Linked DNA regions of Homo sapiens: region 2 is linked to region 1. A link is a contact called in ENCODE Hi-C or POLR2A ChIA-PET data. All regions are on one chromosome and are shown on one strand. The core of a region is the stretch at or near the end of the contact, and the rest is flanking DNA. Distances in the headings are between cores, read along the strand shown.

What was found. Hi-C counts contacts between places; a loop is a spot of excess contacts on that map. ChIA-PET counts read pairs that join two places held with the same protein, here RNA polymerase II (POLR2A). Pooled maps may share reads with other maps.
Region 2: a loop to region 1 is called in a map with no recorded cell type, with 9 times the contacts of the local background. The contact joins the promoter of GALNT6 here to the promoter of PRPF40B in region 1. A Hi-C loop is called at or near these places in 1 of 37 single-sample maps with no recorded cell type and 1 of 50 pooled maps. POLR2A ChIA-PET finds 5 or more read pairs at or near these places in 1 of 52 experiments (AG04449).

What each region holds. Positions count from the first base shown.
Region 1 is chr12:49,621,637-49,625,742 of GRCh38, forward strand. It overlaps PRPF40B (pre-mRNA processing factor 40B), which reads left to right and starts at 1,925. Exons shown (of 26, transcript NM_001031698.3): 1 at 1,925-1,957. The coding sequence starts at 1,955. It also overlaps a transcript of FAM186B not described here. RefSeq lists silencers at 731-780, 1,641-2,140 and an enhancer at 971-1,060.
Region 2 is chr12:51,390,146-51,394,251 of GRCh38, forward strand. GALNT6 (polypeptide N-acetylgalactosaminyltransferase 6) reads right to left here and starts at 1,261. Exons shown (of 12, transcript NM_007210.4): 1 at 1,142-1,261; 2 at 705-792. It also overlaps a transcript of SLC4A8 not described here. RefSeq lists enhancers at 438-1,023, 1,024-1,608, 3,652-3,741 and a silencer at 1,294-1,833.

The sequences.
Region 1 (4,106 bases), core at 675-3,174:
TTTAAAAAACAAGATTATTAATTCCAGGAAAAATAAAAGTTTGTGCAGGAAAAAACAGAAGGTCTCCCTGGGGAGGACAGACCCAAGGAGGAAGCTGGGCAGGGAATTCCAGGGTCCTAGGTATTCAGAATATGGTCTAATCCTGGGCAAGTGTGCTTTGCATGGGCAAATCCCCTTGGACCCCTTGCCCTGTGGGGAGGGCTGCAGCTGGGGGAAGGCCGGAGATGTGAAGGTAAATGCCAGAAGAAACAGCTAAAAGAGGTGAAAACGTTGCCTCCAGAGAGGGGAAGACGATGGGGGCAGGGCTCTGCTGTTTGTCTTAACAAATCTGGTACAATTATTCGATTCTATATGTGTGTACATGTTCTAAGAAATATTTCATTAAAGAAAAGAAAAGCATTTAAAAAATAAAAATGCAATTCATGAAAGTTCACGGAACCTCTGGACCACTTCTGCTATACTTAGAGATCTCAATAATAGTTTGAAAATCGCCCCAGCTGCGCTGGCATCGCGGCAGCCCCCGGGGGAAGGTGGGAGCGGTGGAGAGGCCGCCGGTGGTCCGTCCTCCTCCCCCCGCCCGCCCCCTCCATTCCCCTCTCCTGCCGCGGCGGCGGCTGCGGGCCGCGCGCCAGTCTCCTCACCCCACCTCCCCCAAAAGTTTGAAAACCACAGGACCCAGCGTGGGCAGTACAGGGAGACGTCGTCTCCAAAAAGTTACAAAATTAGCCGGGCGTTGTGGCACACGCCTGTAGTCCCAGCTACTCGGAGGCTGAGGGAGAAGGACCGGTTGAGACCAGGAGGCTGAGGCTGCAGTGAACCCTGATTGTGCCACTGCACTCCAGCCTGGGTGACAGATCAATACGCTGCCTCAAATAAGAAAAGAAAACCGCAGAGCTGGGCCTTCATTTGAGACCATGTGGGTATCATTTTGATTAAACCACAAAGCATTTTCTCTCTACAGCAGCCCACAAGGGTGAATCCCACTTCCTTTTCCTCCCAGGTGTCACCTCTAACTCTTCGTGTCAGGAGTTTTTCTACCTCTCCGGAGTTCTTTGGCTCTCAGGAACCTAGCACGGCATCACGCGAGTCCCGGCTCAGGTGAGGGGGGAATAAAGGGAACAGGAAGCGCCTTTTGCGGGGCTTTGCAGGCTGGCGGTCAGCGCCTTTCTGCACCCGTGTGCCTGGGGCCTGTCACTCTCCAGCCCCAAGGCCTTCAGCGCATTCCCCGCAGAGCTCCAGGTTACAGTTTCCTCAGCCGCACAGCAAGCATGTACCTCACATTTTTAACTTCTGTCAAAGAGTGGGCCCTGCTCTCATGAGTTCAGCGCTCAGTGGGAGCCAGGTCCCAAAAGTGAACTTCAGGGTCACGCGAGAAGCACGTGTACGCCCCACAAGGGCGTGATTTCGGGGATTTGTCTTTTTTTTTTTTTTTTTCCAAGCTGCTGTGTGCTCAGTCCCTGAGACAGACCCTGCCACCTCACAGGTGCTCAACAAATAGTTCTGGAGTTAACTAACTTAAAAGTACTGTAAAAGAGCTACACAGCAAATTAAATTCGCTGTGCAGCGCAAAGGCACCCTACACACTGCGTGAACGCTTCGGCTCCTGGAGCGCCGGCGACTGCGAAGCCAGGACGCAGGCAGCGGGGAGAGGCAGAGGCGCCGGCCCCCGACCGTCAGTCAGAGGCGGGAGCAGGCGTGCCCCGCCCCCCGGGGGGCGGACCCGGGACGCGGCGGCGCGGGGGCGGGGCCTGGTTCTCCGTGCCGGGGGGGCGGGGCCGGGACCGAACACACCGGGCCGGTTGGGGCCCCGCTCGCCGGCGGGAGCCACCGGAGCCCCGGCCACGAAGGGGTGCGACCCCCCGCCGGCCCCGCCCTCCCGGCTGCGGCCTGGCCAATCAGAGCGGCTCTTACTGGCGGGTGGGCTGAGCCGGCCCAGCTGCTCGGAGGCTCTGGCATGGTAACATCCCCGCGCGGGGGTGGAGGGGCTCGGGGCGGTCCCACAGCGCCCCCTGCGGCCCGGGCCGTGGCCGATGGGGCGGGGAGGCCGCTGGGGATAGCTGGGACCCCGGGGAGGGCGAGGGAGGCCAAGGGTGAGGGAAGAGAGCCCGGGAGGGGGGATGGGGGCGGGGACTGGGGGCGAAGGGGCGGGGGAGGCCATGATGGAGCCTGGCCGGGGGCGAAAGGTGCGAGAGTGGCGGGACTGGGTGAAGAGTGGGATTGGGAGAGGTGGGGGTGGGTTCGCGGAGAAAGATCGGGAAAGAAGAGAGAGGGCGGAGATGAGGGGACTGAGGGGACCAGGGGACAGGTGGGGACCAGTTTCCCCTCCTGGGATATTTGGTGTGCGACATGCCCTTCCCCCAGCCCCAGCGCCCGTTCCCTTTGGAAGCCTGGGTGCTCCTCAGACCACTTGGGGACTCCCTGCTTCACCTTCCTGCATTTGCAAGAGCTTGTCTCCTGAGGTGGAGAGGGGGCCTCTGAAGAAAGGGGCTCCCAGCCCAGGCCATCAACAAACTAACGACTCTGTGTGACCTTGGGCAAGTCACTACCTTTCTTTGGGCCTCAGATTTCCCATCAATTTTTTTAAAAAGGAAATGCATGAAAATTAAATCCCAGATCTCTTCCAGGGTCTAAATGAATAGGTTTTTGAGGAGGAAGTTTAGGAGAATGGGTTTGGTAGGGAAGCAAAGGAAAGGATGAAGATGGAGGCGAGGCCTTGGGCTGGGGCTGGAGAAATCCCCACGGGTGCGGGGGGATGGTAGACAGAAAGCCTGCCGGGCTGGGGCTGGCTAGCCTTATCCTGTTGGAGGGATGGAAGAACTCTAAGGAGAGGAGGAGGTTGAAACCTAACTCCACAATGATGGAGACCAAAAGTAACATTCGCTTCTTCAGAGGGAGAGTGATGAGATGGCAGGATCAGAAAGAAGCAACAGGGGCCGGGCGCGGTGGCTCATGCCTGTAATCCCAGCACTTTGGGAGGCCGAGGCGGGCGAATCACCTGAGGTCAGGAGTTGGAGACCAGCCTGACCAACATGGAGAAACCCTGTCTTTACTAAAAATACAAAATTAGGCGTGGTGGCCCATGCCTGTAATCCCAGCTACTCTGGAGGCTGAGGCAGAAGAATCACTTGAACCCGGGAGGCAGAGGTTGTGGTGAGCTGAGATCGCGCCATTGCACTCCAGTCTGGGCAACAAGAGCGAAGCTCTGTCTCAAAAAAAAAAAAAAAAAGCAACAGGAAGATACTTTCTAGTAAGGCAGATCTTTGGGGAGCAAGAGGAAGAGTAGGGCTGGTCCAGGAAAGTTGGAAACTAGGATGGTCTTTGAAACGGAAGGGCAGGTGCTGTTTGGGGCAGCTGAAGAAGGGCCGCAGGTAGATCACAGGGTAACCAGCTGGTCTCTCAGCCTTTTTTTTGATGATGGCTACCACTTTCTGAGAGATGTGCCTCCCAGCCTTCATCTTCAGGAAGTGGGAATGAGTCAGACCAAGCAGACCTTGGGAACACCTGGCTCGCTGAGGATTTCTGGATTGTGTAAGGATTGGGGTTAAAAAAGAAAAAAGGAAATGTATCTGAATGTAAGCAGTATCATCTGTGGCGCCATCATCCTTGCTGGGAGGCAGCTTTGTGAACTGGTTGAAAGCACAGGCTTTGGAGTCAGACTGCTTGGATTCCAAACCTGCCTCTCCCATTTAATGTCTTGGAACCTTGGTCAGGTTACTTAATCTCTGAACCTCAGTTTCTTTATCTGTAAAATGGGAATAATAACCTCTGAGATGGTTGCCAGGATTAAATGAGTGTTTGACACAGTATCTGGCTCATAATAAGTGCTCAGTAAATATTAGCTATTAGCTGTTATCATTCCCTCTTTCTGTTTTTTTTCCTACTGCCTCTCCATTCTTGTCCTTTTCTCCTTTTATTCTTCTGAGTGCTAAGTTCTGAGATGCCCCTTAGATGTGAAGTCCCAGAAGTATTGATTGCATCTTTGGTGGTGGGAAAGGGGTGGCCCCTCACTGGCCCAGGTGAACATATGATGATCAGATGATCAAGTGTCTCTTCATCATCTCTCAGCCCACAAATGTGTTTTTGTTCCAGGGAAGACACAGGATCTG
Region 2 (4,106 bases), core at 11-2,510, 1.8 Mb after region 1:
TTCTTTCTTTCTTTTTTTTTTTTTTTTTTTTTTTGAGACAGAGTTTTGCTCTTATTGCCCAGGCTGGAATGCAATGGTGCGATCTCAGCTCACTGCAACCTCTGCTTCCCAGGTTCAAACAATTCTCCTGCCTCAGCCTCCCAAGTAGCTGGAATTACAGGCGCCTGCCACCATGCCCGGCTAACTTTTTGTATTTTTTGTGGAGATGGGGTTTTGCCATGTTGGCCAGGCTGGTCTCGAACTCCTGATCTCAGGTGATGCACCAGCCTCAGCCTCCCAAAGTGCTGGGATTACAGGCATGAGCCACCACATGTGGCCGGAACCAAAGCATATTTCAAACCCCTCACCTGACCTGGTTTTCATCATCACATGAATTTCCCTGTCTCATCCTTCTTAACCTTTCCTTTGATGGGAAGGGAGACAGCTCATCTGTCTGGAGCGGAGAATAGGGCCTGTGTGGTGCACACACATCTCTGGTAGAAGGCGCAAAAGTCCTCGAGGCTCTTTGGTGTGTCCAGAACTATGAACCTCACCCAGTGCCTGTAAATTGTGTGTGTGGGCCTGGGGGCGAGCTCAGAGCACAGAGTTAACATCCTTTCTGAGAGTGCTGCAATGGGTTGTCGGCTGCTAGAAGGGGTCTGCTGTAAGCTTTGTGGGCAAACTGACCACCCTCCACCCCCATACACAGAAGAGCCCCATCCTACCCTCTGCAGACGTCTGGGTCTGCGATGATTGGCCCTGGATGCAAGTAAAAGCTGTTTCTCCTTTTTGTCAGCCTGGGAATCTGAACAACTGAGGAAATAGGGAAGTCGGTGACAGTCACAGTCATGAACACCCAGCAGATTCCATTTCCCCACAGCAGGAGGCAGATCCCTTCCCACCCCCAAAAGCCCCCAGGCTCTGGAGGGAATTCAACCAAGCAGGGCTCAGACCGACCTCCACCAGCGAGGCTTCTCCTTGCTGTCCCCTTCTGCTCAGGCGCAACGTGGCAGGGCAGGAGGAAACCTCTCTGCAAGAGTTGCCGTACCAGAGCACATGGGGTGGCCCGATCTGGGGAGACGGGGCACAGAAGGAATGCAGGGCATGGGTGGGTGAGGGGAAGAGGGTGTGGAGCCCTGGCTCTGGCTTGTCCCCCTCTCACCCCTCCAAGTTCCAGAGGTCTGGGCTCCTCATTCATCTCGTAAGCGCCAAGGTGGAGGGGGGTCCTACCGAGGGAGGAGCTACAGGCCACCGCGACCAGCAGAGAGCGAAGGCAGGAGGGACCAGCCTGGCCCAGCCCCTTCATTTTACTGTCGGGGGTAGTGAGGAGGAAGAGGAAGAGGCGAAGGCTGGCGGAGGAGGAGGTGAGAGCGAGGACTCGGCAGAAGCGAGATCCGCCGAAGGGAAGTCCGAGCAGTCGGGGAGCTCAGGGGGGCCCTCCCGGGGAGAGGGTCGCGGGCTCCTTCTGCCGCTTACCTGTCGCGCCGAGGCAAAGCCGCAGCCGCGCCGCGGGGTGGCTCCCGGGTTTCCCCACCGGACGGCCGGGAGGGTGGGACCGGGGCGGGACCTCCCCCAGCTGCACTAACGCGCCCGCCCCGCCCCTCCCTGGCCAGGTGCAGCGGGTCCCGCCGTGTCCTCAGCCTGCTGCGGGCCCGGGAACTCCCGGCGGACCGGCAGAGGGGCGCCCCGGCTTCTCTGCGTCTCAGCCCGCCCCGGGGGTGCGGTCTTTGCGGCCAGGCTTTCAGCGCGGAAAAAGATTGGAGGGTCCTAGTCACCCCAAAGAGGACAGGCATTAGCAGAGCCGCGGGCGGCGGGTGCATGGAACCGGAATGTGCTGCGCGCCAGCCTGGAGCGCTCGGAGCCCGGAGGCCTGCCCCGGAGGGGGAAACGCGGCGGGGCGGCCATGGGCCCCGGGGTCCTGCCCCAGGTTTGCTTCTCATTTGTGCTCCATCCAACAAGAGCTCGTATTCCGTGTGCCATGAACTGTGTCAAGGGCTCCAAGTGCCAGGTATCAGGTGAATCCCAGCCCCAGCAAACTTTAAACCTACTATGATTATTCCGAATGTACCGGGGAGGCAGCTGCTCACACAGCAGAGGGTGTTTCTCAAAGTGGGATCCCCCACCAGCAGCGCCAGTCAGAATCACCTGAGAACTTATTAGAAATTTTGGCCGGGCGCGGTGGTTCATGCCTGTAATCCCAGTACTTTGGGAGGCCGAGGCGGGCGGATCACAAGGTTAGGAATTCGAGACCAGCCTGGCCAACATGGTGAAACCCCGTCTCTACTAAAAATACAAGAAATTAGCTGGGCGTAGTGGCGGGCGTCTGTAATCCCAGCTACTCGGGAGGCTGAGGCCGGAGAATCGCTTGAACTCGGGAGGGGGAGGTTGCAGTGAGCCGAGATCACGCCACTGCACTCCAGCCTGGCGACAGAGCGAGATTCCGTATCAAAAAAAAAAAAAAAGAAAAAAAGAAAAGAAAAGAAAAGAAATGGGCCCCACCGCAGACCTAAATATTCCGAAACTCGGGTTGGGCCCGGCGACTTGTGTTTTAAAAGCCCTCCGGGTGATTTTGTGCATGCTCGACCTTGAGAACCCTGAACAATTAGTGGCAGGGCTGGAATGAGAATCCTGGTAAACCCGCCTCCTAAGCCGGTGTTCGGAATTACCCCGCCAGGGCCCGTGCTGCTCAGTGGTCCTCTCCGGCGCTGCCTCGTGTGCTGCAATCTTTTGGGGCCTTAGCAACAGAGAAGGAGCGCGCATGACTCCAAATAGCCAATAATTTGAAAACTTTCTATGGTAGAAACTTCTACCACTAGTTCAGTTTCTCTTTTGTTTTGATATTTAAATAAATTTGTCTTTCTTTCTTTCTGTTTTCTTCCTCTTTCTGCTGCCCCGCCTCCCTCCTTTTTTCTTTTTTCTTTCTTTCTTACTCTCTCTGTCTCTCCTTTCTCTCTCTCTCTTTCCTTCTTTCTCTTTCTTTCCTTCTTTTTCTCTTTCTTTCTCTCTTTCTTTTCTTTTCTTGCTCTACTGCCCAGGCTGGAGTGCAGTGGAGCTATCACGGCTCACTGCAGCCTTGACCTCCGGGTCTCAAGCTGTTCTCCTGCTTCAGCCTCCACAGATGCATGCCACCATGCCCAGCTAACTTTTTTTTGTAGAGAGGGAGTTTCGCCATGTTGCCCAGGTTGGTTTCAAACTCCTGGGCTCAAGCCATCCTGTTGCCTCGGCCTCGCAAAGTGATGGGATTAGAGGCATGAGCCACCGAGTCCAGCCATGAATTTGTATTTCTAAGACCCTAAGACCTGGGAGCAGGAGCATGAGTGAGTAGATCCTAGCAAGAAGTTCTGACACGCACTGGGAAAGGCAGGGAAGCCAGCCGGGTGTTAACAGGTGAATGAAGAAAGTAATCTTTTTTTCTAACCTGAGACTCCAAGGTAGGTTTGATCTATTCAGAAGGTGAGATGTTCTTTGATGGAGTCAGGAGAGAAGGCCAGCAGAGTGTGGAGAAGAAGAGTTGCCCAGCTACACATGATCAGAGTGACGTGAAGGATGGACATTCTCCCAGGAGTAGAAAGGGGTTCATCTGCTCACTCTTGGCATGATGCCCGACTCCCCTAACTCTAAGCAGCCTTCCACCAACTCCCTTCCTTTCACATTCCAGGCCGTGGGCTTTAAGCTCCTAGAGAGACTTTCTACAGAGCTTCCTTGAGCATCCCTTAGCCCATCTGTAGACCCTCTGGACTCTGATTCCACCTCACTGCCCCAGCTGCTTCTATTCTTGTCATGTGCCTTACTTGACAGCTGTCTTTCTCAGAATGAGGGCACTTCCTGTGGAAGATTGTGGGATGCTGCCCCTCATGTCTCTCTTCTTGGGGCTGAACACTCCCTGTACAGGTCGGACCTACCGTCTTTGCTCTGTCCTTCCTCCACCTCTGCCCTTTGACCCTCAGGGGTTGTGTGATCCTGACGTGAGTCTTGCACCTTAGTCAGGACCCAACCTAACCTGAGGTGAATGGCCCCTATTCCTTCCCAGGACAGGGTCATGGCCATTACCCCCAGCCTGGTGCTCCTGAGAGGGCCGGGCCCAGCTTCCCAAGAAGTAGCAGCAGTCTGCGTTGTGTGTTTCGCAT